5 separate regions of the Homo sapiens genome follow, and all the other regions are linked to region 1. Evidence: read pairs that join two places in POLR2A ChIA-PET (ENCODE). Cell type or tissue: HepG2. All regions are shown on one strand. Links, peaks and the distances in the headings refer to the core of each region. The heading gives the core; the rest is flanking DNA.

The links. Peaks named below come from ENCODE experiments on the same cell type or tissue, not always from the same donor. Only the 100,000 strongest peaks of a DNase experiment are listed, where the experiment ranks them.
Region 2: POLR2A ChIA-PET joins it to region 1 with 40 read pairs; 5 of 35 experiments call an interaction of 5 or more read pairs at or near these places.
Region 3: POLR2A ChIA-PET joins it to region 1 with 14 read pairs; 6 of 35 experiments call an interaction of 5 or more read pairs at or near these places.
Region 4: POLR2A ChIA-PET joins it to region 1 with 10 read pairs; 4 of 35 experiments call an interaction of 5 or more read pairs at or near these places.
Region 5: POLR2A ChIA-PET joins it to region 1 with 31 read pairs; 6 of 35 experiments call an interaction of 5 or more read pairs at or near these places.

What each region holds. Positions count from the first base shown.
Region 1 is chr2:137,961,352-137,967,731 of GRCh38, forward strand. HNMT (histamine N-methyltransferase) reads left to right here and starts at 3,122. Exons shown (of 6, transcript NM_006895.3): 1 at 3,122-3,277. The coding sequence starts at 3,141. In HepG2, for the core only: a CTCF peak has its summit at 3,155; DNase peaks (open chromatin) are centred at 2,390, 2,910 and 4,959; H3K4me3 peaks cover 3,203 bases.
Region 2 is chr2:138,108,089-138,114,468 of GRCh38, forward strand. No RefSeq gene overlaps it. Among named protein-coding and RNA genes, the nearest start is that of LINC01832, 9.4 kb to the left of the region's middle. In HepG2, for the core only: no CTCF peak of the experiment used is centred there; a DNase peak (open chromatin) is centred at 2,583.
Region 3 is chr2:138,029,403-138,035,782 of GRCh38, forward strand. LOC107985948 (a long non-coding RNA gene) reads right to left here. Exons shown (of 3, transcript XR_001739719.2): 2 at 3,033-3,094. Among named protein-coding and RNA genes, the nearest start is that of HNMT, 68 kb to the left of the region's middle. In HepG2, for the core only: no CTCF peak of the experiment used is centred there; a DNase peak (open chromatin) is centred at 3,089; H3K27me3 peaks cover 397 bases.
Region 4 is chr2:138,014,005-138,020,384 of GRCh38, forward strand. It overlaps HNMT (histamine N-methyltransferase), which reads left to right. Exons shown (of 6, transcript NM_006895.3): 6 at 1-2,360. The coding sequence ends at 126. All of the region lies in intron 2 of LOC107985948 (a long non-coding RNA gene), which reads right to left. Among named protein-coding and RNA genes, the nearest start is that of HNMT, 53 kb to the left of the region's middle. In HepG2, for the core only: no CTCF peak of the experiment used is centred there; no DNase peak of the experiment used is centred there.
Region 5 is chr2:137,907,550-137,913,929 of GRCh38, forward strand. All of the region lies in intron 2 of LOC101928273 (a long non-coding RNA gene), which reads right to left. Among named protein-coding and RNA genes, the nearest start is that of HNMT, 54 kb to the right of the region's middle. In HepG2, for the core only: a CTCF peak has its summit at 3,176 (motif pointing right); DNase peaks (open chromatin) are centred at 3,212 and 3,432.

The DNA of each region.
Region 1 (6,380 bases), core at 670-5,669:
GAATAGACACTTTTCAAAAGAAGACATACATGCAGCCAACAATCATATAAAAAAAAGCTCAACATCACTGATCATTAGAGAAATGCAAATAAAAACTACAATGAGATACCATCTCACACCAGTCACAGTGGCTATTATGAAAAAGTAAAAAAATAACAGGTGCTGGCAAGGTTGTGGAGAAAAGGAAACACTTATACCCTGTTGGTCAGAGTGTAAATTAGTTCAACCATTGTGGAAGACAGTGTGGCGATTCCTCAAAGACCAAAAGACAGAAATCCCATTCAACCCAGCAATCCCATTACTGGGTACATACCCAAAGGAATATAAATTGTTCTGTTATAAAGACACATGCATGTAAATGTTTATTGCAGCACTATATGCAATAACAAAGACATGTAATCAACCTAAATGCTCATCAGTGATAGTCTGGACAAAGAAAATGTGACATATGTATATCATGGAATACTATGCAGCCATAAAAAATATGGGATCATGTCTTTTGTGGGGACAAGGATGGAACTGGAGGCCATTATCCTTAGCAAACTAATGCAGGAACAGAAAACCAAATACTGCATATTATCACTTATAAGTGGGAGCTAAATAATGAGAAAATATGGAAACATTAGATGGGAACAACACACACTGGGGCCTATTGAAGGTGGAGTGTGGGAAGAGGGAGAGAATCAGGAAAAATAACTAATGGGTACTAGGCTTAATACCTGGGTGGTGACATAATCTGTAAAACAAGCCCCAATAAAACATGTTTACCTATGTAACAAATCTGTGCATGTACTCTTGAACTTAATTTTTTTTTAAAAAAAAGCACAATAAGTGAAAAATAAAGAGAATCTCAAGTAAGGTGGAAACAGTGGAGACGGAAAGGAAGTCCTCACTGGGATCCACATGAAGAACTGGCTCTGTTGGAGAATATTTGACAGCAGGCAAGGGAGGTGATGGTCTCAGAAGACCAAGTTTCAGTTAAGGGAGGCCTTAACAGCAGCTTTCCAAGAGAAAGTCATGTCAGGAGTATTCCTCAGCAGAATAGCAAACAGAGACTCTTACTAAACTTTTATTCAATAGATGAATACATTATTGGCCATTTTTGGTTTTGGTTAAAGTGAAACAAAAACAGATAGATGTTACACATGAATGAATGAATGATTTGGGTTGAGCTCTAAAGAGAAAAATGGAAGATGGTAATAGAAGCAAAAGTTTGTCAGAGCCCATCTGAGGAAAGGGAAGGCTGGTTGGATAGAGATGTGAGTAAAGAACCAGCAAAGACCTTATCTAAGGATGAGTGAAGGGCACAGGAGCTAAATCAGGGCTTGGCCAAATAAGGCCTGTGGCCAAACCCAACCCTACCAACCTGATTTGTGCAGCCCATGAGCTACCAATAACTTTTATGTTTTTATATGGTTAAAGTAAATTCAAAGAAGGATAATATTTCATGACATGTGAAAATGATATGAAACTCAAATTTCAATGTCCGTGAATAAAGTGACGACTGTTTTTGTCATTTTATATATATATATTTTTTTTGCAGAGGGACTGGCTTGCACTTTTTAAACATTAGTTATATTATTCTCAGTACAACCCTATAAGATAAAATTCATTCCCATTTTACTGATGAGCAAACTGCAGCTTATGTTTCAGCCAAAGTCAGACAGTTCATTAAGGGCAGAGTCATCCATGGCAATCTGCCTGTCCAGATATTACACTTTCCCCCGGGGTAAAAGCACTGGCTCTAAGAATAGTGAGAACAAAACATACTTATAAAAGGGAGTTGGGGGCTGGGAATGGTGGCTCACGCCTGTAATCCCAGCACTTTGGGAGGCCGAGGCGGGTGGATCACTTGAGATCAGGAGTTCGAGATCAGCCTGGCCAACATGGTGAAACCCTGTCTCTACTAAAAGTACAAAAATTAGCCAGGCGTGGTGGCGGGTGCCTGTAATCCCAGTTATTCGGGAGGCTAAGACAGGAGAATCACTTGAGTCCAGGAAGCGGAGGTTGCAGTGAGTGGAGATCGCACCATTGCACTCCAGGCTGGGCGACAGAGCGATACTCTGTCTCAAAAAAAAAAAGAGAGTTGGGAAGTGTTTTGAATGCTTAGAGGGCAGCTTGGGAACTCAATTAGAAGAAGGGACGGTTTAAGCAGACATATTTCTAAGAGACTTATATGAGTTAACTCATTTGATCCTCAGCACTCCTCCATGAGTTGGATGCTATTATTAACAACCCAATATTAGATAAAGGATGACCTTCTTAAAGACCTCTTCCCAGGAAAAAGACTGTGTGTGGGTACTCTGAAGCTTTGGCTCTTCTGGTGGGGACACCACTGGGTTTCCAAAGGCTCATCCAGCCAAGCGAAGTATCTATGACCTCGTCGTGTTCAGCGCGCTTAGGGAAGGATTCTATGGACTGCACTTTTACCCTGGTGTCCTGCATTCTTGCTCCAAGACTTCTCTTACCACTCTCATTCCCCTAAATGCAGCTTCTGACACCTTCTAGCTACGAGTTCTTGGGCTCCTCCTTCGTGACTTCCTTTTAAGATAATTTCTGAGTTACAACAAATCAGCATTTGAAGAAATGCAGCAGATAAGTTGAAAATTCAAGTGCTGAGGAATGTAAAGGCCCAAAACAATCCCGTAGAAAGCACAGAGGCAGATGACAGTCTTCCGTTAAAGATTTCACTGCTGTAGATTTCTGAGAGTGCTGTGTAGCTGTCCTCTTTATCCTGGTGTTTGCCACTTCGAACAGTCACTTTCCCACTTGGAACTTACTTGTGGCTTTGCTGACAAAACAGGAAGTGATTTGAATACAGTTTGTTTTTATGACCTTTCAACCTCAGGAATTTGAAAAGTTTTAGCAGTGGATTTACAGCCTTGCTTAATACTTCTATTTCTTACAAAACAACCGTATAGGGGTTAAAGTATCAGTGCAAAGTCCCGTTCAAATATTGACTCAGTAATGAGCTCTACAAGCCAGCCTTTGTGGCATGTTAAATTCAAAACAAGCTTAGCATTTTTTTTTTTTTTTTTGGATAGAAACTGGTGGGGGTGGGGAAAGAAAGAGGGAACTGGGAAGAGAAGGAGGGGAACTTAAACCTTGCTTCCTGCTCTGTCTTTCTCAGAAAACCAAATATGGCATCTTCCATGAGGAGCTTGTTTTCTGACCACGGGAAATATGTTGAATCTTTCCGGAGGTTTCTCAACCATTCCACGGAACACCAGTGCATGCAGGAATTCATGGACAAGAAGCTGCCAGGCATAATAGGAAGGTAACAAAAGGGACGTTGTTGTCAAAGGGACAAGCCTCAGACTGGCTGTGCGTCAGTGATAGATGGGTCTCGCTCAGCCTCGCAGGCTGGGCACAGGGATAAGGGCGAATTACTGATAGCAGCTCCCCGTCGTCCCCTCCTCGCTGCCCTGCCCTGCCTTTCTCCTGCAGTGCTTTGGTTCCACGTTTGCTTTGAACACTCAAAGGCTCCCATTTGTGTTGTATTTCCAGCTGCATAGAGATAAGCGTTAACCATTTGAAGGCACAAATCCATGTTCATTTGGGAAAAGATAAGATGCTAATCTTCGAACTCAGATTTTTCAGCCCTCCTCCAAATTTTACATCCCAAAAAAGTCCCAAAGGGAGTCTGGTATGCTTTTCATTAGAATCAAATATAAATAATTGCCAAAGTACGATTTGCCCTGAGGATTGAGTGCCTCAGTTCTCATAATATCCATTTAAATTAATTTTCCTTATCCATTGTTATAGTTATCACTCTCTTCCTCAAAATTGTCTTTTTCTTTCAGCTTAATATTAGCAATGTGTTCCTTAAAAAAAGAACCATTTTCCCATTATCAGTGAAACTCACTGGTTCCTATCCTTCTTGCAGAGTTCTTTTTTTTGGGTGATTAATGTGTTCAATTTGTGCCAGAGCTGATAAGCATTATGAGAGTAACAGATTCCACATGCTAAAGATAATCAAATCACCTATCTGGGGGTGATTTGCTGTAACTCATTCTACTTCAGGAAATAATAATGGAAAACTGGGAAGAAATGACTATGGATCCAATTTGCAAACAGCAAAGGAAAGTGGTATTTTATCTTTTGCTGAATTTCTCTATTGCAGGCCTGAAATTCTTTCACCAGGGCAGTACCTATGTCTGACCAGAGCAGGCATTATTAGATGTACATAAAATTTTATTTCCTTTTCTATTTAACATGATTCAGATTTTAAATGTTAGCTTTCAAAAAATAGGATATTATATATTAAAAATTAATATGTAATAGGATAAGGATGCAAACATCAAAGCAAATAGCAAATATAGAGAACTTCTTACCTAGGAACTAATTATAGTTAACCTCTTTGGGTTTCTTTGCTCATTTCTAAAGTTAAAGGTAATGAGTTAATTTCTCAATTCTTTTTCAGTACTAAAAGTATTTGCTCATGTCTGTAGCTTACCAGATCCTTGGTTTTCTTCAGCCATACACAGTTTGGTTTGAAGAGGTACCGTGGATGGAGATAACATAATCGATGATGAATGACCCCTTCCTTATCTTCAAAGTTTAAATCTAACTGGAAATATTATAAAATCTGTGAAAGACTGAAGAATTTTTAAGGGCACACTGTTTGTCTTATAACAGTAGTATATAGTTAGGAATGATCAGATTCAGTGTCATTTATTTTTTTCCTGAAGGTAATGTTTGAAATAAGATTTAGCTGAAGGACTTTTAAAATTGTTACTTAGAGTTGTCTATAAGTTATGAAGTACCAAAATGTGATTAGGATACTCTTTGTGTATGTTAGGGCAGGGTTTGTTGAGTTTGTGGCTCACTGTGCTAATTGAGTGTGGAGCGAGCCTATTAAATTTTTATTAAAGCAAGACATGCCATATTTTAAAACATCAAATGGTTCTAAAGTGTGTGGGGACTATAACAAACCCCACCCACTCCATTCTTGATTCCCACTCTCCGGAAGCAACCACTTTCAGCACTTTGAAATCTTTTAGTTATTTATGGAATTTTCTTTCATAATTCAAAATAACATGTTATTGTTCTATTTCTTCATTTCGCTGTATTAAAATAGCTAAGTAAGCATGCATATTTCCCACCCTATCATGTCACTATATGTAGTCAAAATTTTGGTTAAATAATTTGAGTGTTTATGTTATTTTGCCTATGTACATATTCTTAATAATTGAGCAATATATTCGACTATGCTTATATTTCCTTTTACGTACAACTTTTTGTTCTCCCTAGAGTTGACTATTGCCTTGATTTTGGTTTCTTTTCTTAGTTCTCCATGTACCTATTACTATTTTGATCCCCAAGCAGATATATTAATCTCCTCTCAATATATGCAAACATATCAAGGAATCTGTTTATTTTACCCCAAGGGAACAACTTTTCTGAAGCCCTCTGTTCTTTTTTTCAGTTTAGGAAGATCTGCTTTGGCCTGCTATACAACTATTAAGGAGGGAATTTATTTCACTTTCTGAGAATCATTTTCTTTCTCCATTATTTGATTCCCTGATTCTATATCTCATGCCTTTCTTTTCTTTGTTTCCTCGGTCCTTTGTTTCCTGAACAATTCTTTAAGAACTTTAAGAGTGAACGAGAGGTAAACTTTTTGAGACTTTGTATGTTTAAAAATCCCTTGGTTCTATGTTAATCGTTTGACTGGATATAGAACTCTATACTGAAAATGGTTTTGTATAATAGATCTAAAGGTACTTTTCCACTGTCTTTTAGATACCAGAATTGCTGTTAACAAATAAAATACTGGCCAGATGTGTTGGTTCACGCCTGTAATCCTAGCACTTCGGGAGGCTGAGGCGGGAGGATTACTTGAGCCTAGGAGTTTGAGACCAGCCTGGGCAACATAGCAAGATCCCATCTCTACAAAAAAGTGAAAAAGTTAGCTGAACAAGGCGGCATGCACATGCTACTCCAGACGCTGAAGTGGGAAGATCACTTAAGTCCGAGAGATCGAGGCTTCAGTGAGATATGGCTGAGACACTGCTCTCAGCCTGGATGACAGAGTGAGAACCTGTCTCAAACAAGAGAAAAAAATAAATCAAATGCTACTCAAAATTCTCATCCTTGGCATGTGGAATAACTTTTACATTGCTATGTGTTTTGTTTTCCCTATTTTGAACTTTTTAGAATCTTCTTACGTCTAGTATTCTGAAATTTTAAAATACTGAGCTGTGAAATGGTTCCTTTTTACCCATTTTATGGGTACTCCCTGGGCTATTTCAATTGAGATTCAGATCCTTCAGTTATGCGGAACTTTGGTAATCATTCTTCACCACTGTTTTCTTTTTCTGGAACTTTTATTCATCAAATACTTCCTGGATTGATTACCTAATTTTCTTATATTTCCA
Region 2 (6,380 bases), core at 468-5,467, 150 kb after region 1:
TTTATTTCCCATCCCCTCTATGGGAAATAAATGAAATAACATCTTTTATGGATAGTAGATCAATGATTCCACCTTCTTATTAAAAAATTTAAAAAGCTAAAATGGATCCTATCCAGAAAAATGTGATTACAAGAGGAGTAAATTATTAGAGGGGATAATAATAAAAACTAGCATTTGTTGACATTGTGTGCCAGAAATTACATAGATACCATCGCATATATTCCTAAGAAAATTTGAGATAAGAATTACCATCACCATTGTATAGTTTAGAAAATGGAGAATCAGAGAAGAATAAGTATACAATTGGTGAATGGTAGAACTCGAATTTATGTCCAAATATGCCTGCTTCCAAAGACAATAACCATCAGAGTAAACAGAAAATTTAAAGTGAGATACATGAAGGATAAAGTTAAGGAATATAAAAAGATATGCAGTCAAATATCTATCAAAGTGATGGTCTCAAGATGCACATCACTTCCCTTCATCACTCTCCCATCTCCCTCAAAATCTCATTGCTTTACGTTAAAGCAGAATGTCCTCACCATGACCAAAGTAGCGATGTGTGATCCAGGTCTGACCTGCCTCCCAAACCTCATTTTCCAGCACCTTGTCCTTCTCTCTATTGCACCCTCACTGGCTTACTGGTGGTGCTTTTTATCTGTCATGCCCTCTCCTGACTTTTGCTGTTTCTAGTTACTAAAATTCTCTTCTCTATCCTCTTACCTGGTTAAATTCTTTCCATCCTCCACAGCTCAGTTAAAGAACACCATCAGGAGGTTGGATTCCCCTTATCATATGAACCACATACCTTTCTTTTATTGCCTTTGTCAGAATTGTAACTTACATTTGTTAGAATGATTATTTCATTTATACCTGCATAATACACTTGCCTAATATCTCCAGTGACTAGCTCTCCCTGCTACATAAATAGAGGCTCATTAACTCTGAGAGAATGAATGAGTAAATGGATAAATAGTTTTTATCTATATTCCTTCTTATAGCTTGTATTTAGAGTTTTATTTGATTTTTATTGCAACTCAAGGACAAAAAAATTAGGTATCACTTTCTCATTTTACTGAAGAAGAAATTAATGCTCAGAGATGTTTAATACATACCTAAATTTACATGGTGGCAGAGCCTGCTAAAATCTGGGCCTTCTGAATCTCAGGTCAATGAGGATTATACCAAAGCCTTACTGTGTCATCAGTGGAAATTCAAATTTCTGCTATCTACTCATAACAAAACACGGAAAATGTCAGAAAGACAAATGAGCACCTCATTGACCATGGAGAAAGCATGCATGAATTAGGGAATGCATCTTGAAGATCGCAGCATTGCTTTCCCCTGTGGTCTGCCTGGGCCAGCTCAGGGCCACCTGTAAGCTCAGACTCTCATTAAGGTCCTGGAGGAAGAATCAAAGCCTTGAGTCAGGAGTGATTTCTCTCACGTCAAGGAGCTGATTGTAAACTCCAGGTGAGTAGTGGTAAAGTGGCCAAGGTTCAAAAACATGGAACACACTTCTGGCCAAGGCTTTGTGGACAGGGAGGTAACATATTCCACAAAATATTATAAAAATGGCCTCTGGCTTTGGAGCACAGCAGCCTTCCATGTGGGGTAGCTGTGACAGGTGCCTTTGAGCCCAAATATACCAAAGGCCCATTGAGAGTTTATCATTTCCTGAAAACACACAGTTCAGGCCCAATAATAACTCATGCCATTAACTTGTGGGCTCAGCCGACCCAATTTTTGATCCAGTTTGGACCAATGTGGAGAGTATATTGGTAGCTCCAGATACAACAAGTCTGGAACGAGTGGTCCAAGAGGAAGCAAGTCGCAGAGCCCAGGGTTTCTCTAACCGCAGCTGCCAATGCTCAGCCTGAATGATTGCACTTGAGCTTAGTTTCCCTGTTGACTTCTCTTAAAAAGAGAATGTTGCTAATAACTGTAATGCACTTGGTTGGTTTCCTCTGTCCTTTTTCCCAGGAGTTGGACCCTTTTTCAGTTCTCCCAGATACTGGTTATGATCTACTTAAATTGAATCAACCCCTCCATCACACAGAACCATGAACCAATTACCTATCTGAGTTTGAGAATCACCATTACTTTGATTCTCTCAATTACCATGACCCGTGAGGAGGCCTGGGTTTGTTCTGCCTCCTGAGCTCTTCTCAATAATGTCTGGTTGTCCTGTGGTCCTAATCTCAGGGTCTGGGGCTAACCCCTAGCTCCAGCCTTGTCTTTCACAAAGGCCCACTTGAGAAAACTCAGATCATCTTTCAGGGGAGCATTTGTGAATTCTGATGAATTCCACCTTAGATTTCTACACGGCAGATTTTGCCTAGGGAATATATGGATTGCGTATTGTGATTGTTCAAGCAAGCACCAGAGCTCTGCCCTTACCCAGCAAAGAGGAAAGTTCTTGGGCAAGTCTAAGAGTATAAGAAAAGCATCAACCAAGGAGAAGTGTCTAGTATACTAATTGCATATGCACCCAGACTGGTCATTCTGTTTAATCTGTACTCACCTATGGACCCTGAACTTCTGTACCAAATTCCAGCTTTTATCTCCAAACTGTATTGACCTCATTGTGGTTTTCCTGCTCTTGTTTGGACATCCAGATCTTACATGAAATGTCAGGTTCCTGGCTACTTTGTTACTGATTGTTTTTTGCCTGTTTGAGCTAATTTCTTAACTCTAGTGTCTACCCTGGCCTTTCTAAATGTTGCTAGAGAGTCAAAAAATTGGTAGAACTCGTGAGGACATTATTGCCATATAAACTGGTATGGTCTGAGTAATTACACAGGTGATTCCAGTATGTGGTAAAGGTTAGGAGCTACTGTTTTATGTTCTTAGTATTCAGCCGAAACTGAATTTCAGAGAGAATGGCCATTGTGAGGGAAGAGTGGGTTCATGAAGCAGAGGGAATAAGCAAGTGGGAAAATGATTTTTACAAAGGGATGGTGCCAGTGTGGTAAGGAGGAGATAGAATAAAAGAGAGAAGAGCATGTCCTGGAAGCTGTGTCCAGGGACAACAGAAAAAAATGTGCTCAGCACGTAGGAGTGAATCCAACCTAGATTAACTGGTACTGGACACAGTGTGAGCCCATAATGGACATAGTGAACTCACACTTAGTCACACTATCTATCTGATTAAAACACCAGTGAGTCCTAGGCTTATATGCAACCCTAGAGGCCATACAATCTACCTTCCTATCTCCTCATGGCATCTCTGAGCAACAAGAACTACCACTTAGTTATAACAACCCACTAGTTGACAAAATCCAATCTCATACTGATTATCATTTTCTTAGCAATTCTGTGAAGCAGACAGGACAGTTATTATTACTTTTATCTCCATTTTACTGATAAGGATAATGAGACCCAGAGTGGGAAAGTGACTTGGCCAAGGTCACATAGCAGCCAGATTCCAGGCAGGACTCGGATTGGAGCTTAAATCTTCTCATTCTAAATCCACAGCTCCTTTATTTCACCACTCTGCCTGAAAAGATTGAGAATTATCTCAAAATACAGACATCAGTTTACATGATGACATCTGTATTTTGTAGGCTTTTCATGGGTTGCTGTCCTTAAGTAGGTGGGGAAGGATATCAAGACCACTGTGTCTGTTTCCTCAACAGTTTCATCAGTGATCAACTGATTAAGGGATATGGTACTATCCTTTTGGATGCCTTTGGAAATTTACAGGGAGAGGGTTTTTTATTGTCACAATGATGAGGAGTCACTATTGGCATTTAGTGATGGGGACCAAGGAGAGTGGTAAAGTCACAGTGCATATTACATTTTCACATAGTAAAACATTCTAACTTCATTCATGATGTTGAGTGCTCAGTGTACATCATGTAGGTAAAAAAATCTGTTTACAATTATCTGACTCAATAATCTACTCCATTTTACATAGAAGCACACAGTATTTTTGCATGGCTTTAATAGTTACTGAGTTTTCAGCAATGTGACTCCCAAATAGATCCAGGAAAATTTTATATTTTTGTCAAAAAATTAGGAAGAGTTGTTCACCACCTTACAAAATCACAATGCATGTGACTTTACCTTACTTTGCTGGCTTAGTTTATAATCTTGCCCAAGAGTGTGGATTGAAGGAAGTTTACTGTATAGCCACCAGAAATCAACTCTCCCTCTTCTTTAACATGATAATTTGGATGCCTGAGAAACCAAGGGCATAATTATAAGATATTGAACTTCATTCTGGAAAGGCAACTAGTTTAATGACATTGTGCTTCATTAATAAAAAGTCTTGATTTTGTCTGAAATGATTGGAGGATGAACTCGCTTTTCACTGGATTATCCAGAAACTCAGGTGACAAGTTTGAATTTGAAATGGAAATGCCTTAATTGGAAAACATTTCACAAAGTCAGCTTGTTTTTCTATCCTTTCTCCAAGAGAAGATGAGAAGTTGCGTCTGGATGAAACATTCTGTCACAGATTCATTTCAGCTTCATGTCACAGCTTGTGTATTATTTAGAGGTAATTTAATATTCCTATATATGGTAACATATATTGAAACTTTCATTTCACCTACTGCACTCTCTCCCTGAACTTTCCAATTCCAGTCTTTGTTTTGGAATGAAACTATTAAACTGCGATATGAAGTTAAACACACTCAACAGGGAAAGGTCTGTGAGTCAGCAGTTTGTAGCTGCCAAGAAAGGAATGAGAGGGCTTTCAAATTCATGTTATTGATGTGAATTATTTTGAAGAATGTATGGTTGGCAGTTTCAGTAAACTTTGGCAGGGATCAGAAATTTACTGATGATGAAAATAAACTAACAAACAACACTACATTCTCTAACCAGGCAGCAAAACTGATCATTTGATAATCAAAAGTAAAGGAGATAGAGCTATAGGTGATCATTTCAGAGTGACCCATAAAGAGGCCCCTGAAGTCAGCTCTTTATCTCAAATGGGCAGATATCATCTTTGCAGTGAATGACAAGTCTGCCAAATATGACATCTGGGCTACAATTTTCTTAGAATCTTCAGTTCTTTAGTGACAACTGCTTTGGAATATTTTCTAAGCATTATGTTCACAATAATTGTGGGAAGACCCAAAGCACTGTTCTGGAAAATCTTATCCATGTCAATTGCATTAAAATCTTCTGGGAAGATTTAAAGAATAAAACAAAACAAAACAAAAAAAGGCGATTCCAAGGCCTAAGTCCCAGCACGCAGGATTTAGTAGCTCTGATGCAAGGCTTGAGAATATTTATATTAAAAATATTCCCTGGTAATGTCTAAGGAGCCAACAGATGTGGCATGTGCTGGTTTGATCCCTTGTCTATTAGATGACAGAATAAAAAGAACAATGTAGAATTTCTCTGGGTTCATTTCAGTAATTTGTAGTAAATTCTGATTATCTCAATAATTTTACATAATTTATAAGAATATAAAACATTTAATATTGAGGATGTTAAAAGTAGTTTACTTACTGTGGAGAAGGACATAAAGAAAGAGATAGAAAGAGTGCTTATAGCACACACTTTCTGGCCCAGGGTGGGATAATGTATGAACTGCTGGGAACACTTCCTCAAGGCCTAGGTGTACCTTAACAGTGGCACAATGTTAATAGCTACTCCTGGACTGTGGCTTAGCTCTTATTGGGCACAATATTTCAGTCATAGGGAAAGTTAATGAAGGAAGACTTGGTTTCAGAGCATCAAAGGAGATGGATGCAACACCACTGCCTAGATAGTTTCAGACTCAGATGGAACATGGAGCCACCAATCCTTCAGCCTACCAGACCAGGAAGAACCATTTTTTCAGTAGTTCCTGACAGAGCAGAAGCATCCCCATCTTAGACAAACACTGCCATTTTAAGTTCCCCTTGATTAAAAACCACCTAAATCCAGCCCAGAAAACATCAGCCTAATGGCTATTGTCAGCATGACCATAAACCACAAGTGACACTTCTGACCAGAAACATTCCAAGCCTGAGATAAACCCATTCTGACCAGAATCATGCCAACCCTGAGATAACTTCCCCTCCAACCAGAAACATGCTAACCCCAAGATAACCTCCCCTCCGACCAGAGACATTCCAACTGTGTAATAAAACTCTCCTCCACACAGAAACATTCTGAGCCTGTAATAAGCTCTCCCTTCCTATACCCTTAAATACCCTTATTCTGTAAGAGAGAAGGCTCCTAACCAAAAATCAGCCAGAAGCCCCTCTCAGGTTTATTCTCCCAAATAAACTGGTCTTTGACTGTTGCGCCACTTTTCATGTTTTTCTTCTTTCTTTAACCCTTACAGTTCCTTCTCCCTTCTTAAAAAGCTGAGGCTTATAATTTGGTGAGTTTGGGTTAAAATACTATATTATTCACCCGAGAGAGGCAAGGTTAAT
Region 3 (6,380 bases), core at 618-5,617, 68 kb after region 1:
CCATTAATGTTGCTCTTGGCAGCCCCATCAGTCTGCTCTTGGCAGACCTCAGATCCAGTGGTAAGTCCTTGGTGCTCAACTTATTCCATCTACTAGCAGTATTTTACATGTTCTATCTTGAAACACATTCTTCAATTGACTTTCAGGACACCCCCACCCCTGATGTTTTGCCTCACACCTCATTTGCCACTACTTTTTAAACTTCTTTTTGAGTTTTTCCTCATCTCCCTGACCTCTTAATGGTGGAGTACCAAGGACTTCATTTTGGAATTTTTATTTTCCTGTTTATGCTCACTTTCATTCTCTTGGGGCTTTACATACTGCTTAAGTACTGTTGATATGCTGACAACTCTAGAATCTCTCTCTCTCTCTCTCTCTGTCTATGAATTCTAGATTCATAGAAGCAACTACCTATGTCACATCCCCTGTTAAATGTCTAATAGGCTTACCAAGTTTAATGTGTCTAAATATTAAGCTTCTGATCTTCCTGACCCCAACCCCAAGCAAATATCTTCTATCTCATCTTTGCCCCATTTCAAATAATGCCATTCTTCCAGAAACTCTGGCCAGAAACCTTGAATTCTTCCTGGAGTCCTTTCTATTTCTCACATCCTATCCCAAAATGATGCTAAATCTTTTCCACCTCTTTTCCTGAATGTCCTTTACCCAGAAAACCCATGACTCTCTTCTTCACCTCCATTGGATTTTTACTTAAATGCCACTCTGAGGCCTTCCCTGACCTTGTATTTAAAATTTCAACCCCCTATTCTCAACACGTACTATCCACTTCCCTGCATTATTTTTCTCTGTTGCATATATCCCCACTAAAAAAAATGTTATTTATTTATTTTGTTTATTGTCTGTTTGTCTCTCCCATCCTTCCACTGCAATATTATACATTCTTTGAAGACAGGACATTTTTTTTATTTGCTTACTGCTCTATCCCCAGTACCTAAAACAACACAACACATGGTAGGAACTCACTAATAGTTATAGAATGTGTTAGGAATACCTCTTTCAAGTAACCATTTTGAGGCTTGCATCCCCATCACCCATCCTGAATATCACAAGGTTTCTTGTCTACTCCATGAGCGATAGGACCCCTTTGCTTTCCTGCTGAGAGTGAAGCAGTTCTCAGAGGGGAAGCCCAGTAATGTACTCTTGCATGAAAGAAAGCCTGTGGTTTTGATGTGTTAAGGCCTTGGGTATGATGGTTTGCTAGCATTAAGGTGGTGGTGAATAATTCCCTTCCTTCCTGCAATGCAGCATTTTGGGAGATAACAACATCTTATTTTCAGTCTGAATCATTTCTCATGACCTGTTCATTTTTAGCCGCATGCTCATTCTTCTGTATACCATAGTCATAGGTTTTTGTTCATCTCTGCACTGCCCTGCCCCACCCCACCCACCTTTTCTAAAGTCAGCCTCGATCAGCCAGGGTCCCACTAGAAGTACAGAACCCACTCTGAGGAGTTAAAACAAACACAGAGAATTGTTTCCACAGCTATATAGAATGCAGGGAGGATGCTGAGAAAGCATCCAGTACAGAGGGAGGCAAACCAGAAATGAGTGATGGTAGGAAGCTCCTACCCTAAGTCTGAAGGGACCAGAAGGGAGTGTTGTTACTGGAGCACTGGGGTGACAGTCACCTGGTGAAAAATGGAATCAGGGCAGTTCATCACAGGGTTTTCTGGAGACCCAGAGGAGAAACAGTGGCTCCTGGGAATCACACCCTAAATGCAGAAGAGGGAATTTCTCCCTCCTTCCCACCCACATCCAATCTTCCATTAGTACCTTTCTTGGCATAGGATCCTGGAAAACACAGTCTGCAGGGGTCAGCTAGCCTTCTCCCTCCACTGCTTCCCCACCCTTTGTGATACATAGCAGAGCAGGGGGAAATTTGAGAAACAGATCTGAAGGTAAACAGCTCCATGAACAGGCATACAAGTTGGGATTTTGGTCATTTCTAGCAGTCAGAAGTTAATTACCCCAGAAGATCTGAAGATGCCTATAAGAATCTTCAAGATATGAAGTACAACCAAGCTTACACTTAACAGCTTGGGGTAAGGTGGTGAGGTTTTGTTGTGGAGTGCTGACAGAAACTTAGGATAGTGCAGAAGGGGAGGGAGAGGAGGGCCTCCAGCTTTGAGGCTGTTTCAGTTCCCACTAGGGTCATCCCTCTCTCACTAACAGACCCATTCAGTGGGAGGTTGTGTCTGGGACTTGGGCACCAACACTCAGTTTCCCACTCACTTCCAGTGTTCACAGTTGTTGGCAAACTTCCTTCGCATTAGTGGGGCTCCGATTTTCAAGAATCCAGAAATTCTCAAAAGGGCTATTAAGCTATTAACCATAGTTCTAAAGGATCATATTGTGAAAGCTATAATTGCCTACAGTAGGTCCCAAATAGAAAAGTAAATATGAAACCTTCTTTTACAAAAAGTTAAATGATGGGAAAGAACTACTTTTGATTAGTTCTTTGATTAACCTTTATCTCTTGACTCATTATCTGAGTAGAATCACAAACTGAATCGCAAACTGAGTAGAATCACATGACTTTCTGGATGGAACTGTTCATATATTGTCATCTACCTGCAAAAATAGCAGGTATACCTATTACATCTCCCACCTAATAACAGATTATTTTACAGCTACTTTTTATTTAGTTAAATCTCAGCATTGACAGCTGGGTGCAGCCAGGAGATGAACACAAGCTTAGGGGAATCCTAAAGAAGTTGATCATGCCCTACTTGTTCAATGCCGTTTTACCAGCCCAAGGCAGATCCAAGTTGGGGGAGATAAAAAGCTTTAAATAGTATAAGTCAAAGATATTAAAAGTGTGGATGTTTCACTGGATTGGAATTTTAATATCTGAGAGAAGCTGAAGAAGCAATAGGATTACCCAGTGTGGAGGATAATGAGTTAAGAGATCAAGGTTAATAGAAAATTGTTTTCTGCTTTCATACACCAAATCCAGCTCATTCAATAGTTAGGTTTTTCAGAGAACAAATAACCTTGTGGATTGTGATTACCGTTGTGAACAAGGTGAGATCAGAAGAGGTCTCTTTCAGGCAATTGTCCTTGAACCTGAGCCCTGAGTGATGAAAACAAACAAAATTAAACAGAGACTTAGAAAAAACATTCTCAGCTGAACACAGTGGCTCATGCCTGCAATCTCAGTGCTTTGGGAGGCCAAGGTGGGTGGATCACCTGAGGTCAGCAGTTTGAGACCAGCCTGGCCAACATAGTGAAACCTTATCTCTACTAAAAACACCAAAATCAGCTGGGCGTGGTGGCATGCACTTGTAATTCCAGCTACTTGAGAGGCTGAGGCAGGAGAATCACTTAAACCTGGGAGGCAGGAGTTGCAATGAGCTGAGATCGCACCACTGCACTCCGGTCTGGGTGACAGAGTGAGACTCTATCTCAAAAAAAGAAATAGTATTCTCATCTCATTAGTGGAAATAACATGAGTGAAGGTCACAAGGCAGAAGCTTCTAGTGATATAGGAATGGACCAAAGTACCAGAAGCATCAGATGCATAGTATATCAGAGGGAGAGATCATTGGAGAGTGCATTGGAGTCAGGGGCCTAATGCCACAGTGGCTCTGAGATCTTGGCCTTGGTTTTGAAATTAGTTATAAAGGCAATAAGAAGACATTAAAGTATTTGGAGCCACCAGATTTGTGTTTAAAAAATAATAATCCTGGCTTTTCTGAGGTCAATGTATTGCTGATGAGTAAGGTGGACATAGAGGCATGTGTTGGAAGCATTTTACTTGTTGAAATAAGACGTGGTAGTAGCTTGGCCTAGAGATAGTGCCAGAAGACAGACAGGGGCGGGTCCCCCATGAAACCCTACCTTCAAGCCGAGACAGTTTAAAGCCTGGAAGCCAAGCTATGAGTCAAATCCACGTTCTGGATTGAGAGTCTCTTTTCCCATTTGGTGGCTTTCTTCTGATTGATCCTCACCCTTCACCTATTTTACATATACCTACCCTTCCCTAATTGGTTTTCTATACTGTTGTGCCCACCTTTCAGTGGTGCCTTTGTTTTAAGCTTTTTTTGCATACTCACAAACCAATCAGCACATACTCCCCATTCTGAGCTCATAAAAGCTCTGGATCCAGCTACACTGGGAGGGAGACCACCCTTGCAGATGCTGGCAGGTCAGTGCTCCCTCTGAAGGCTCTAATGGAGAGCCTTTTCTTGCTCTTCCAGCTTCTAGTCACTCCATACATTCCTCAGCTTGTGAGGAACTGAATGCTGTTCTGTCACTCAATAGAATTCTTCTCTGCCCTCCTCACACTTTGATTGTCCACATAACCTTATTCTTCTTAGATGCAGGACAAGAACTTGGGAACCACCAAACATGGGTATGAGCTGTAACACAAGTCGGCTGGGGCAGGCCCAGCCTAGCCACAGGCTAAGCACAGAACCTGCGGCGAGTGCAGGATCCAGGCTGGTGTGCAAGCCAGGTGTGACCCAGCAGGCCAAGTGAATGGGGCACCTCCTGTAGCAGGCCCAGGACTGAGCAAGGCCCAGGTGGGGATGTCACTGGCTGTGGAGGTCCCTGGCTGGCAAAGTGACTGAGAAAAATCCTGCATCACTAGGTTATTGGGAGAAGAAACAGAAAGATGGTGGATATCAGGGAGAATTGGTAGGTAGAACTTTGACCACGTAGTGTAGGATTAATTAAGAAGCTATAGTGGATGTTATTGGTGCCCTGTTCTTGCCTTCTCTCTTGGCAGATTTGCCCATTTCCCATCTGCTATGAGTGTTGGATGCTAGTTGCTCACAGCTGCTACCTTCTCTGGAGCTTTTCCCCAGCAAGATAGTAGTTGCAGTGTTGGGGAAGTTAGGTCCTACAATCTGTCACTCCTGAGGAAGCTGGAACTGACATGTGGCAACAAAAGGCCAGTCTCCTTCCTTGCCTCAAGGTGGGACGAGCTGAGTGCACAATTTGCATTCCAGAGCTTCTGTATGGGATCATGTTGAAGCTAGACTCACTTACATTTTTTGCCCAGCCCTCTCCTGTTTTTCTCACTCCCCTTCTGAGAGCACTAATTAAATAAATCACTTGACTATCACTAAATCAATTTCAATATCATAAGTTACTTGAGAATTCTTGTCTGAGCCTCTGCTTTTAGGGAACCCAACCTAAAAGAATTAATTTTCAGCAGGTTACTTTTGACATGACTATGAGGTATCCAAGTAATAACATCAAATAGGTAGATTGATATAGGACTCAACCTTAGAGAGATAGAGTATTTGGGCATTAGTAGCATGTGAATAGTATTAACAGCCAGAGGAATGGATGGAATTTCCAAGGAGGTATGTAACTAGATAGGACGGTTTACGGCTGAGCTGTGAGATCTCTGACGTTTAGAGGTAGAAGTTAAGGATTCAGCAAAAGAGAGAGTATGATGTCTTGGAAACTGAAGAAACACTATATCTAGATTTTGAGGTTGTAATAGGGTTCCATCAAATGAAATTATATAAAGTATTAGACTTACTAGTGGTCACTGACTGTCTTCTTTAATATACAATACGCAGAAAATTCAACAAATGTGATATTCTGTTAAAGAATCTTTTAATCATTGATACCTGCAAATTGATACTTTCAGAGTCTTTATAATTCTAGGTAGGGTTATTTTATGTTAACTGCACAATTAACTCATGTCATCAATGAAGGTTTTTTCATTTGAATTAAGTCCCCAGTCCCTATAAAATGAGAATTTTCCTCATTTGCTGAAGTCTTCCAATTACTTTCTAAGTTGAATTAGTAGTGCACTAAACTTTTATTTCCAGAGAAATGAGTTCAAGTAGAGGTCATCCATGCAAATGAGTTGAGTGATCTCAAACTAGCTTATAAGGGTGTCAGAAAGTTCTATCTATATTGGTTTATTTTTAAAGGCAAAGGAAAGATTAAAATATGGATTTGATGTATTTATTTAAAGTGAGATTTGAAAATGACTGTACTTTTGTCTAAATCCCAGCACCCATCCAGCTACTTATCAGGGAGCAAAGTTCATGACAGGCCTGAGAATCCCAAGATCAAGAGGCAACAAACCAAAGGTGTGAGGCGAGTATCAAAGATCCCCTGAGTTAAAGATACTATGGACAGTGGGGCTATAAATTATCAAAGTTTATACCAAGATATAAGGTTCTTATTACAACAAAACCCAAAGCTCTCAATTCTTGTTTAATCTCTGCAATATTTTGAGTTAGTTATTCTTCAGCTTAATAACGGCGCAAATTTTTTTTTTTTAAAGCTAAGCAACTGAAATAAATCATCTTGTGAAAGTTGGCTCATGGTAGTTTCACAATATACTGGTGTGGTGGACTAAATGGTGCTTCTCAAAAAAATATGTCCATGTC
Region 4 (6,380 bases), core at 569-5,568, 53 kb after region 1:
GCCACAGCACCACCTGATCTCAGAGCAGAGCTTGGGAAAGATCTACAAGAGCCTGAATTTAGTGCTAAGAAAGAGGGGAAGGTTCTTTTTAATAATACTCTGAGTTTCATAGTGATTGAGGCATAACTATCAATCACAAAAGTATATTCAAAAATTATATTTTGAACAACTCGAATCACTCATTTATTTCCATATTAAAATCACAAACTCATCCATTAATGTAGATAAAGCACTGTTTGGATATGAGATGTAGCAAATTCCAATACATTATTGGACTTCCATTTGGAATCATATGGGATACTGCTGGTCTTATCCTGTCCCTCCTCCAGGTAGAGAGACCACAAGCAGGCTCAACATAACATAAGCTAGAAAAATTAGATGACTGAATTTCTATGGCATATTGATAATAAAATTCATTCCATTTGCTGATTGTCTGAAATTTTCTAGAATACTAATAAAATACATACTATAGATTCTTTATTAGTGAAGTATGCACTAATCAATACTTTGAACACAAAGCCTGTGTTACTGATTTGGCCGTTTTGTGAAGAAACATTTATCTTTGTACGTTCTTCTATTGTGCTTTCTATCTAATTTTTATTAATTTGTAAGAGTAAGCACCTTTAGAATATTAAAAATTAATTCTTTATCACATGTTGTCATTTCTTCCCATTGTGTTTTCTCTTGTAATTTTATCTGTGAATTAATAGCTTTTTGTTTGTCTTTTTGATATACTGAAGTTTTCTATTATATTCAGCCAGATTTTTTTTTAAGTCTCGGCTTCTGATACATTTTAAAAGACCTTCTAAAACCAAGGTTTTAGAATACTAACATTTTATCAAAATAATATTATAGTTTTGCTTTTTTTAAAAAATGAAATCTTTACTATGTTTGAAATTTAGATAAGTATAAACAGTGAGAACAAACTGTTTCCCCTCAAAATAATAGCCAGATGTATAAACAAAATTTATTGAAGAACAAAGAAACACAAAACTAAACCTGTTCTAGCTTAAAATGCAGCTTTTACCAGATTTCTAGGAATTGGGTAAATGCAAGGTTCTAGAAAACCTTCAATGCATTTTGATACTTTATAGTTTCTTATGTCACTCTCAAGAACTCCTATAAGACCAAGAGTCATCTTTGGACTGTAGGATTTCAGGGGGGTTTTGAAAACAAATTTGATGTTTCTTATTTTTAATAATAACGCTCTGTTATTTTTGACATAAACAGTACATTTAATAATTAATAAATAAATATTTTAAGTATGTAAATAATTAGTACTCCCTGTCACAAACAAAACAAAAGTAAGGTTTTACTAAACAGCTCATGAGCCCTCATTCTGCCAGTGAGGAAGCCTTCAACCCCGTGTGATACTCACTCTTTCATGCAATAGGGCTTCCATGTAATGTTGCCGTATAATCACTTTAAAAAGTTAAACGACCCATCTCAATCACCTAGTTTATCCCCAGGGAATACACTGGCATAGAGAGCCTATTTACACTAATAAACTACCAAGCTTTGTTGTTCATAATAAGTAAAATGGACTTGCATTGCTCTCTTTTTTGGACAACTTCATCAATGCTTTTTGAATTATATGTTTCAACAAATGAAACGACAGTTATCCAATCAGATTCCTGAAAATGAACACTGAACCGTTAATCATACTGATATGTACTACTGACAAAGGAAATCTGTGAGGCACACATGATTGATGGGTATGGGGCCATGAAGACCTTGAAGAGCTTCACCAGAAGTATGGAAATCAAGACTTTACAGAGTCTTTTGTATAAAGCACACGTGCAAAAACAAACAAAATTAGAACTAACAATGCTATTGAAAGATACAAAAGAATTGCAGTCCATAGATTGGTGTTTGTAAATATGGCCTTTTTCTCGTCCTTATTAAACCCTTAGTATACAAGGATAAATAAATTCTCACCTGCTTAATTTTAGTGCAATTGAAACACATAAGCCTTTTTAAAGAGAGAAATTCCCATGAAAACCTACTAGTCAGCAATGGGAAGTTGTATAAATTCAAGGGATAAACCTATCCCTGTTTTCTTCCTGCACTGTATGATAATACCAAAATTTGGGACAGTCACATACTAACTTTTCAGATTTGTTCTTGTGTTTCAGAAAAAAGTGCTCAGCATGAATTTGGAATGTTGTTTTATGTATTGTTGTGGATCTCTCAGTGTTTAACATGGTGCCTTGCATATGGTAAATGCTAAGTAAAGCGGGATCAATGAATTATTTCCTTCTCAAACATTTATCTTATACCTTGTGTGTTCATATTATTATTATAAACAGAGCTCAAGAAACCCAATAAAGTTATGTGTTGCCAGTGTAAACCTTAACTTATTTAGGACTCTTTCAGACACTTTTTTGCATGTATTGTTGGGGCATATTGCCAAAACCCAAAGAGAAAGCATGATGTGGAGCACAGCATTTTAGGGCTTGATATTTGCTTATTATAAAAATTGGTGACTTTTTTATGGCCCTGCCATTCTGGGCCATAAAAGTTAAGTAATTTCTAATGCACAACCATAAAAAGAGATGCAAGGGCCATAGGAGAATACTAGATCTTAAGTCTGTGGAACTGCACAGACCCAAATGTATATTTAATGTATTTTAAATGTTTGTTTAATGAGAATAGCTGGCACATAATACTTTATTATTGAAATCATATTTATATGTCACCTCATCAGAATGTTACTTCTAAAAAAATGTGGGCTTCTTGCGAAGTCCCACAGTGGAGTGAGTGGATTAAAATAACCTTGTTAAATAAAGCTGTAGAGCCAGACTTACTGGGTACAAATTCCGGTTGTATTAATTACTCACCAAGTGACATTAGGTAACTTATTTTCTCTCTATTCTCATATTTCTTCATCTACACAATGAAGTGAATCATAGTATCTACCTCAGAAGATGGTTACGAGAAGCCCAGGAGTTAAGCTTCATAAATATGCACATAAAGCATTAGACTCATCAGGAATACTCAAAAATATTAACCACCATTGTTATTAGTTACTCATGGAAACTCAATACAAAATGCAGAGTAAATAAAAAGTTTAAGGAAAATTACAACTAAGGCCAGAGAGCTAGTACTTGTAGGAGCCGACCTAGTTTCTGACCTTGTGATTCTTAGCCACAGGAAGATGGCCTCTGTGTCTTTCAGAGCTAAGCTGGTCCTCCAAGAGACTCAAGGTGCCATCAGGATTCCACCATCCAAGCCCCACCTTAAGGGATCTGCCTCCCTGAGCTATCCATGCTCTAAGTGCCTGTGCTCAGTACTATGTGAAATGGCCCCATCTCAATCCTGCCTGATGAGACTATCCAGCTGGCACATGGATAGAAACCTATAGGCAGAAATTGATGAAACAGTCTTTCTGAAAATTATGAAATGCATCCATCAAAAATTCTCTTAAAAATGTGAAATTACAAATCTGGGGCAATGAGACATTCATTCACTTATTCGTGATATGTACAATTAATCAATATTTATTGAGTACCTCTTTGGTGTGAGGGAGTTTTCTAAGCAAAGGACATATCACAGCAAAACAATAACAACAACAACAACAACGAAGTTCCAGACCTCAGTGACCTGATTTCTAGTGGGTGAAATAGGCAAAAAATAAATATATGCCAGAGAATGATAGGTGGTATTAAGAAAATAAAAGTAAATAAGGGGAAAAGAGTACCAGATGGGGAAATATTAAGTGGAGTGATCAGGGAAGCTCTCTTTGAAAGAACAAGATTTGAACAGAGATTGAAATGCAGTGAAGGAGCAAACCATGCATAGAGTTGGGAGAAAAGCATTTGAAGAAGTACAAATACAAAGGCCCTGATGTGGAAATAAGCTTTACATATCTAAAGGACAATAAGAAGGCGAGGTGGCTTTCTATAGTAGCTGAGCTGAAAGGTCCTAAGATAGATTCAAGTCTAGAGTTGCCACTGTGGGCCACATGTGGGAGGACCTCACTGGGATGCCATGGTTTGAAGGTGAGGCATGGAACCAACTTGCAGAGAGAATGAGAGATGCCAGGAGTCTAAGACCACATGGCCTTTGAATGGGAGATGAGCTTTGGCTGTCTCAAGGAAGGGTTCTTGCAGTTTCTATTCCCATCTGTGTCTAACCTGAACAAATACCATTTTACTCCAGGTATCCTTGTGGGTGTCTGCTTCTTGCCTCCCAAATGTCTTAGGTAGAGCAAAATAGAAGATCTTATTTGGTTGTTACCTCATGAATTAGAAAGATTATTTATTATTATCCTATTTCATAGGTGAGGAAACTGAGATACTAATACACTGAATAATTTAACCCAGCTCCCAAAGCAAGTTGATAACAGGAAGTTAGCCAAACCCTATACCTGCCCGGCCGACTCACACTGTATGTCTGCATATTGGGCAAGTTAAATATGTGATCTTCATTCATCTTAGATGCGGAGTATGACTTCATAGAACTAAATCACCTTTGCCCCCAAATATCCACTTGTACATTGAAGGGGACCTGATTATAAAAGGGAAGAAGAAGCAATCAGAGGATCAGAGTACTATGAAAAAATCACCTCCTTGAATAATGAGATAGTACTCTTTCTAAATACTACACTTCAGTAACAAGTTCATTTTAAGCTTGTCATAAATATCTGATTTTTCCATCCCATTGCCTTAACTTTTGCCTGTATTTCTCTGCCTCACCTCCTACCAGGTCCCAGACATCACCAATTTCATGTTTAAATTATCTGTCATTCATACCCTAGCTCCCCTATGATTCATAAACTGTGCAATACACATCCATAGTACATGATCAACTAATGCAGGATAGTTAAAGCTAAGGATCATGTAATCCATTTCTCAGTGTGATATACACCATAAAAAGGCAACTGCAGTAAAAGGGGGGTTGATTTAAGGGCTCCCTGGGTAACGACAGTCACAATTTCTAAATGTGCCAAAAATTAATTAGGGCTCTGAGTCAGATTGTAGTAATCTCTGTGGCAATGGATTAATAAATACAGCAAGACGCCGTTCTGGAGGCTGCACTGACACATGGGGATACTCTGTATAAGCAGTGCCTTTCCATGATCATATTCTTCTCTTGAAGAATTATCTGTGTTTCCTGGCTTGTCTTAATGATACTTGAAGGACTTTGCAAACAACCTGCTTAGGATAGAAAATGTTGAAATAAATCACAGGGGCCATGAGGTATAGTCCAACCTTGGTGAGTTCTCCAAAGACATTTGCTATAGAAGATGCAGAAAAGTGTCAGTACCTTTATTTATGTTCTACAGCTAACTAATTTCATGCTAATTTCATTTCTATACTGTGATTCCTTTTTCTGCATGTGTTGATATATGGGTTTCATGAGTTAATTCTCTGGTTTTCAATGCAGGCAGACTGGACATAAATCCCAGGGTTTTGTAGAAGAGGCAGTTGCTCCATGCTGCTTATTATCAGCAGGAGCACATTGCAGCCTTAGCTTATTTATCAAGATATTGCTGCCTCATGCCACACATTTCCCAACAGACTTCATCTACCCCACAATAGCCTTTAATGGAAGGTGCATTACCCTCCTTGTGGTTTGTTTATAATTACTTTTATTTCTCCAGGACTGATTGGGAGAGGAGTTTGGACTTATTCTTCATTGTATAAGTTACCCAGGCAAGGAAATTAGCCAGGGCTTACTGCTCCAGTAGAAGCCTCATGGGATGGATATGTTTGGGCAAGGTTGGCAACTTATGAGTTTCCCATCTGTGTGTCCTAGGAATGGTGGAGCAAAAACTGGCTCTTCAGCTTGGCTGCTTCCCTCTGTTTTCTTTGGCCATTCTAATTCATAGTTTCCAGCTTGAAAAAGAGTTAATCATGGAGGAAGATTCTTTGCTAAATAAAACAGACCATAAGGGATTTAAAAGACCCCATTTTAATAATAGTTAACATTTCTTGAGGGCTTATTACGTGTTGTGCTCATGTTAAGTGTTTATAGGCATTATACAACCTAATCCTCATAACAAGCTTATGAGTGAGTTAGTTACAATTTCTATTCCAATTTCACAAAGAAGGAAACTGAGGTTTAAATTATATATTAAATTATATAATGTGTACCTCATTCTTACATCTGGTGGAGCCAGAATTCTAATACACACGAATTAACCCCAGGGACCATGTTCATAACCACTACATCTTGCTGTCTTTAATAATGTTGACCTTCATTGCCTCTCTGTCCCTTTTCTTCCTCTTTAAGTTTCATATAGGAATTATCTCCTAGCTTCTTAATTTTTATCCTATTTCCCAGGGACGGATCTCACCTGGTGACTCTAGCATAAAGATAGTACCTGTTTGACTTGATCAACTTTGGCCCAAAATATATTATCTTCAAGAGGCAAA
Region 5 (6,380 bases), core at 977-5,976, 53 kb before region 1:
ATAATATGTCTATCTGGATGCTCCCTCACATTGCTTTGATTCTGACACCCCACATGGGTCACCTACCTGCATTGAAGCCCTCACTCAGTGTGGCTTCAATCCACATGAGGCAGCCTTCTTCTGTAGACAGAAGAATTGACCATTTTTCCCTATTCTAAAAATTTACCATTTCCCCAAAGAGCATGGGTTTCTTTCATGGAGAAATAGTGTTTGGATACAAAGGTCTAGAGGCCAGGTGTTCTAGGTTCTCTGACTTCACAAAGCTAAGAAATACACATGCATATACCAACCAAAGCATACCGTAAGGGTAAAATGGTGACTTGTTTGAGGTTGGAGCTCACTATCTCTCCATCCCCCTTCCTTAGAGTATTTCCTTGAAATCTTAATGGGTCCAAATAACAGGTTTGCCTTTTTGATTTTGCAATGGAATAATGGGGACTTTCTGACACTTGGAATTGTAAGCAAATGCCTCCAAAACTTACTTGGGAGTTTTCACTAGAGGACTATCTTAGGATGTAGCCCTTTGTCTCTTGAGGAGATGAGAAGTTATTCTTTCTTCTGCTTTGCTAAATGAATTATGTGAAAGTCTGTCTAGACTTTTTAGTCACTTTTGTAGTACCTACGTGCATAGAAATCTGACTATGTTCATGTAGTAATAAACTGTGTTCTCTTTTCTAGGTTGGTTCAGAGAGGTCTTTGTTAGTATTATTTTATTTCCAACAAATATACACCCTATATTTCTGTATTGTTACTTTCTAGAGATGGATGACTTTGGATGGTCAAATATTGATAGAAAGGCACTAGTGAAAAGTAATTCAGAAAAAACACATTTACAGATTTGGTGACAGGAAATAAAGAATTTTTTCATGTTGAGCTCCAATTATATCTGAAAGGTAGAAGGGAAGTCATTAATTGAGAGTATACATGGAATTGGAGGAGGAAGTTTTGAGAAAAGTGGAGGCTTATAAAATTAAAATAGTTGTTTCCAATAATGTGAAATAGAACTGATTAAAGAACAAAGCAGACATGATTGCCGAGGAGTCTCTCAGATGAGTTCACGTTGATCACTGTAGTCTATTGTTTCACAATAACTCATTCCAAAGCAAGCTGCATATTGGATTCACCTGGGATCTTTTAAGATATACTGATTCCTAGGTCCCACCTGCAGAGATTCTGTTGTAATCACTCAGGAATCTGACATCAGCATCCAGATTTCAAAAGTTCCCCAAGTGATTCTAAAGTGTCCTGAACACCAAGAACCATTGACTCAGATAGAATGTTCATCACTTTTACTGTTTTCCACAAAAACCTACCCATGTAAAGCACTTGTGAGGATAGAAAAGTTTATTGAAAATTAGAAATTGAGAGTTGAAATGGCAAACAAATTTAGTCAAATTAAATTCTGAGTTTTAAAATTTTCCTGTGGCCACCCCAAGAGTGTGGAACTTTCTCTGGGCCTTCACCCCATTGTCTCCAAACTCAAATCATTTCACTAACTCTTCTCCACCTCCCAGTCTCTGTTTTCTGCCTGCCTCTTCCTAGTCTACCTGACTCTGGGAACTATAGGTTGGTGCAAAAGTAACTGCAGTTTTTGCCATTAAAATTGATGTCAAAAGCCACAAATTACTTTTGCACCAACCTAATAAAACTTCTCACTCCATTACTCAGAGTGGTTCAGCTCTCACTGACAACCTGGTGTGCTCCATTTTCCTTTAGCATGGACTATAGCTATTCATCACTTTTGAGAATTTTTAAGAGGCAATATTCTTGCATGTGATCTGGTTTATAGAACCAGGATAAAAGGTCAATGCTGACTCCAGAGTTTTGCAGTCCCAGGAGCTCCTCAGAAATATGTGGCAGAGACAGACCTGCAGGATAAAGACAAGATATGCATTCTTTTCTCATTCACTCCATAGATAGCTAGTAACAGCCTACCATATCTTAGTTCAATGAAGGAAAAAAGATAGACAAATAGATACAGTAGAGTGTAGTCCATATAATGGTTTAGTATACACAGGAAGTATACAAGTACAGTAACATCTGGACAAGCTAGAGGTTGGGAGAAGAAGGGAATTGAGAGAGCATTGCAAGAAGTGAAGAACCCAGGGTTTGAGCTAGCCTCCTGAATCCACATGTATAGAGCTGTAGAATTGGAATACTACAAAGGATGTTAGAAATCATCTAATCTAATCACCCTTTGTTACAGATTATAAAATAGAAGTCTCATAGCCTAGGAGTTGAACTGAATTGCAGAAAGTCCCATAACAAGTCAGGGGCAGTGCCAGGATTAAATTGGCATCTGGGTTCATTGACGACTGGCCCAGTGATACTCCCTCAACAGGTGAATTTCTAAGGTTCTATGAGCACTACTACAGGAGGGAGTAGCCCAGCAATAGGGTCTCTGGTGGCAGTAGAGGCCTAAACCTACATGGCTTACACCTCTGTCTGCAAAGTGACTGACTCATTTCAGCCATATCTGTGCACTCTGCAGTACCTCTGCTCAGAAGGTACCACTGGGGGAAATGCTAGATAGATAATTTGACTTGAGCATAGAGTGGGAGGGAAGGGCACATACTGAAAATAGGGAGGAGAATGAGAAACCTGAATCAAGAACCAGCCTAACAAATATTATGCCTTTGAATTATAAAGCAGGCATATGGTCTGGCTTTAGAAAATTACAGGACAGCAAAGAAGAGCAAATAAGACTAGAAAATTGTGACTTTGGGACCTTGTGTCTGAAATAAATGGAGAGACACTTTGGGGAGTGGCAGGCAATGAAAACACATCTACCATCTGAGGAGGTGACTTAGAGAAATTCAAAACAGCATTTTTTTTAAGTCCAATTCAAATATAGTCAAGTGAGGGAGGGTAGATCATTCATTCGCAACTCACTGTGTTTAGTTTCTTAAAAGCTGGCCGAATTAAAAAAAAAAAAACATTTTTGAATGGGGCAGTTCTAGTGTCAGTTGTTCTCACTTTTCCTTTTTACTTACCCACTACTAAAAACTACCACAGAGACATTCTCTACATTCAGTTACTTAGATTTACTTTTCCCACTTTCCACATTTTTAATTATAGCCTAGGAAACTTCTTTGCTTGGAGAAAGACATTCTTATATTAAAACATAAAACTTTTCGCAAGCATCCGCTAAGTTCATCCAGAAAGCAATTTCTTCATTACACACCAGAGGTCAGTATTGGATTATTAATTTACACGAGCTGTTAATTTTTACTTTCCCAGTAATAAAAATGAGAAACAAAATACCAAAAATTGTTATTGTATTAGAGATTTGGTGTTAGTTCCTTAAGCAAGTATCATCTGTGCAGACATGCATAGATCATTAATGGCTTAAGAAAAATACAAAAGAAAAAGAAAAAAGCCATCACAATGAAGGTGGTCTTTGTTCTTCAGGAAGGTGGCCTTTGTTCTTTAGGAAGACATCCATGACTCATTCCAGGCACATTAATTATGCCGCTTTTACACAAAAGTTAGTTACTCTTATATGTGAGAATTGTTCACAACTAGCAGTATTAGTGGACATGCTGGCAGTGAATTGGAAAGATAATGATAGTTTTTAGAGTCTTATTCAAATCTGCATATCTACAATAGTGTAACAGTTTGGGATGGCCAAAGTTACAGATAATTTGGACAAATAAAATACGGGCCCAGCAGTAAAATAATGACTGTATCTCCAGAAGCTTTAAGATTAAATGGAAAGAAGAAAAGACTAAAGGCAGATCAAGCTATCATGCTGACTACAGACATATTAAAGGCTTTCCACAGAAAGAGAAAATAAATTAGTCTTGTTTTACTCTAGTCAAGAGGGTAGAATTATAGAACTGGAGATTGCAGCTGCATATAAGATAGAATTTTTTTTTTTTTTTTTTTTTTTTTTTTTTTGAGACGGAGTCTCGCTCTGTCACCCAGGCTGGAGTGCAGTGGTGCGATCTCGGCCCACTGAAACCTCCGCCTCCCAGGTTCACACCATTCTCCTGTCTCAGCCTCACAAGTAGCTGGGACTACAGGTGCCCGCCACCACTCCTGGCTAATTTTTGTGTTTTTTTTTTTTTTGTATTTTTAGTAGAGACGGGGTTTCATAAGATAGAATTTTTAAGACTCATAGCTATTCCAACATTTTTGCCTAGGGTGCTATAGGGAGTGCCAACATCTAGTATCAGAACAAACTAGATGAATGCCAAAAGCTCTTCTATTCTAAGGTTATATGAGAAGGTGATTATGATGCCAAAGAGTAAATATTCCACAAATTCCAAACCTCCTTCCAGGCATATATATTCGGGTGGCACCTGCTTTAAGAAGTCTCCCTTAATCTGCCAGAATACAGTTTGCTCGTGCTTCTAATACTATGACCATATATTGTCTTTTGTCATCTTTTGAACCATATTGTACATTTATGTATTATTTAGCTTTGTGTTGTTATGTCTTATCTAAAACCAAGATTCTTCTTTTAGGAATACATGTTATTTTATCCTCTATGACACCTAGAACAATACGATGGAATTAGTAGATACTCAGATAATATTTGCAGTCTGAACCTATTTCCTTATCTATAATGTAATGAATAAAAACACCCACTTTACCTGCCTCACTGAGCTGTTTTGAAGATCAAATGAAATAATGTGCCTGAAAGCACTTTGAAAAGTATAAAGTATTATACAAATGTAAGGCATTATTATTTCAGAGGGGGGTTCTCTCAGTTATAACCTCCATGTCAGCTTGAACATAACAGCAATAAAGGAACATTTTTTAAAACTTAATCTGAAAAGAAACTTGTCCCTTCTGGGCACAAATTATAAAACTCCCCAAAAAATGTTTGTATGTATTTTTGTTTGTTTCTAAATAGTATAATGAGCTGTGGTCTTTCAGGGAAAATGTTGTTCTGATAGAAGTAATTCACAATGTAGAAAATTGCCCTTGTGTACTTTCAGGAAAGAATTGCAAACAAATGAGCTATTTTGTCTTCTCAAGCAAAGGGACTTCCCAAGCATGGGTAGCAGCTGTTCAAGTCCATCTGGTCAAGAATTCACTAAGATCATAATATGAAAGTTGCTCAAATGCAGATTTGCACGACAGCCTGCAAATGCTCCTTTTGAGACGAAATGGTTTCTCAGGCCAATAATCTGCATGTTTAAAAGTCTTTAAATACAAGTTTATGGAATAATTCATAACAGCTTTAAGGAACTATCATGGTACACTGGGAAAGTGTTCCATATTGCAGGATAGATTTCTTCTGTTGGCTGGTGAGCATTTGTTTATAGTCTGCCTTGACTGTATCACAATTTTATAAGTAGTTCTTTTATTTTTTAAAAAGCAACATTTTGGGACAAAATATTGTGAACAAATAAGGAATATGACTATATTTGTGAAACCCCTTGTTAATTTCCAAGTGATATTTTAAACCTTGAATAAGACATGTATGCTCATAAATAAGGAGGGAAAAGAAATAATTAACTCAATGTTCATAAGAGCTTCTCAGAAAATAAGAAAATAAGAAAGAGATAAGTGATAGAATTATAATCTGCATTCTACCCTAATAGTATCTTTGCATCACTTCTTAAGCTTTGTTTAGTATTTTAACATGCCGTTTCTTATTACATGTGAAGAATGCTGTGAGGTAGCATGTCAATGTTTTGCAGATGAATAAACTGATGTTAAAAGAGGTTAAGTGACTGATTTTGTACTTCCATTATCTCGAAAGCGCAACTAAAACTGCACTTAGGATTGCCACTCCTGTCTGGGGCCATGGCTTTGGTCCTATTTTCTGCAAGCCTCTGGATGACCTCTGTCCACCCACTGCCTTTGAGTGCTCTCCTCACCTTGGCCTTCCTCCCTGGTTTTAGTCCAACACCTGTCACCGCTCTTCAGAATCCTCATGAAACTTCAGGAAAATTGACTGGGTAGGGCTTGTTTCAGAATTATCCTCCAGAATTCTAGGGCTGATTTAGAATTCAGAGAAAGAAACAAAAGCGCTTATCAAAGTATCTGTTCTAGAGGTAAGCTCAGAGGCACCATGGCAATCCCCACATTTCCCTAGGATATCTTCAGAAATACCTGATATTGCCATCTCAGGCCCAGATATCATCCATCAGCTGAAGGCCATGGGCAACATTCACATCTTCAGAGTAAAGACTGTTTTAGAAGTCCGTGGGCAATCACCAGTCACACAGGGAGTTCCAGGGACCAGCCAGTTGTTCCTTTCATGAGTTAGGAGGCAGTAAGGACATCACAGTGATCATTTCCACTGAAAACGCAAATGTAATCCACTCTGCTACTCAGCAGTTAATGCTGACTTTTGAAAATTATAAAGCAATTATCACCATGGTCTCCTTCTAGGTTTATCAGTGCAGTCAGCTCAGAAAACT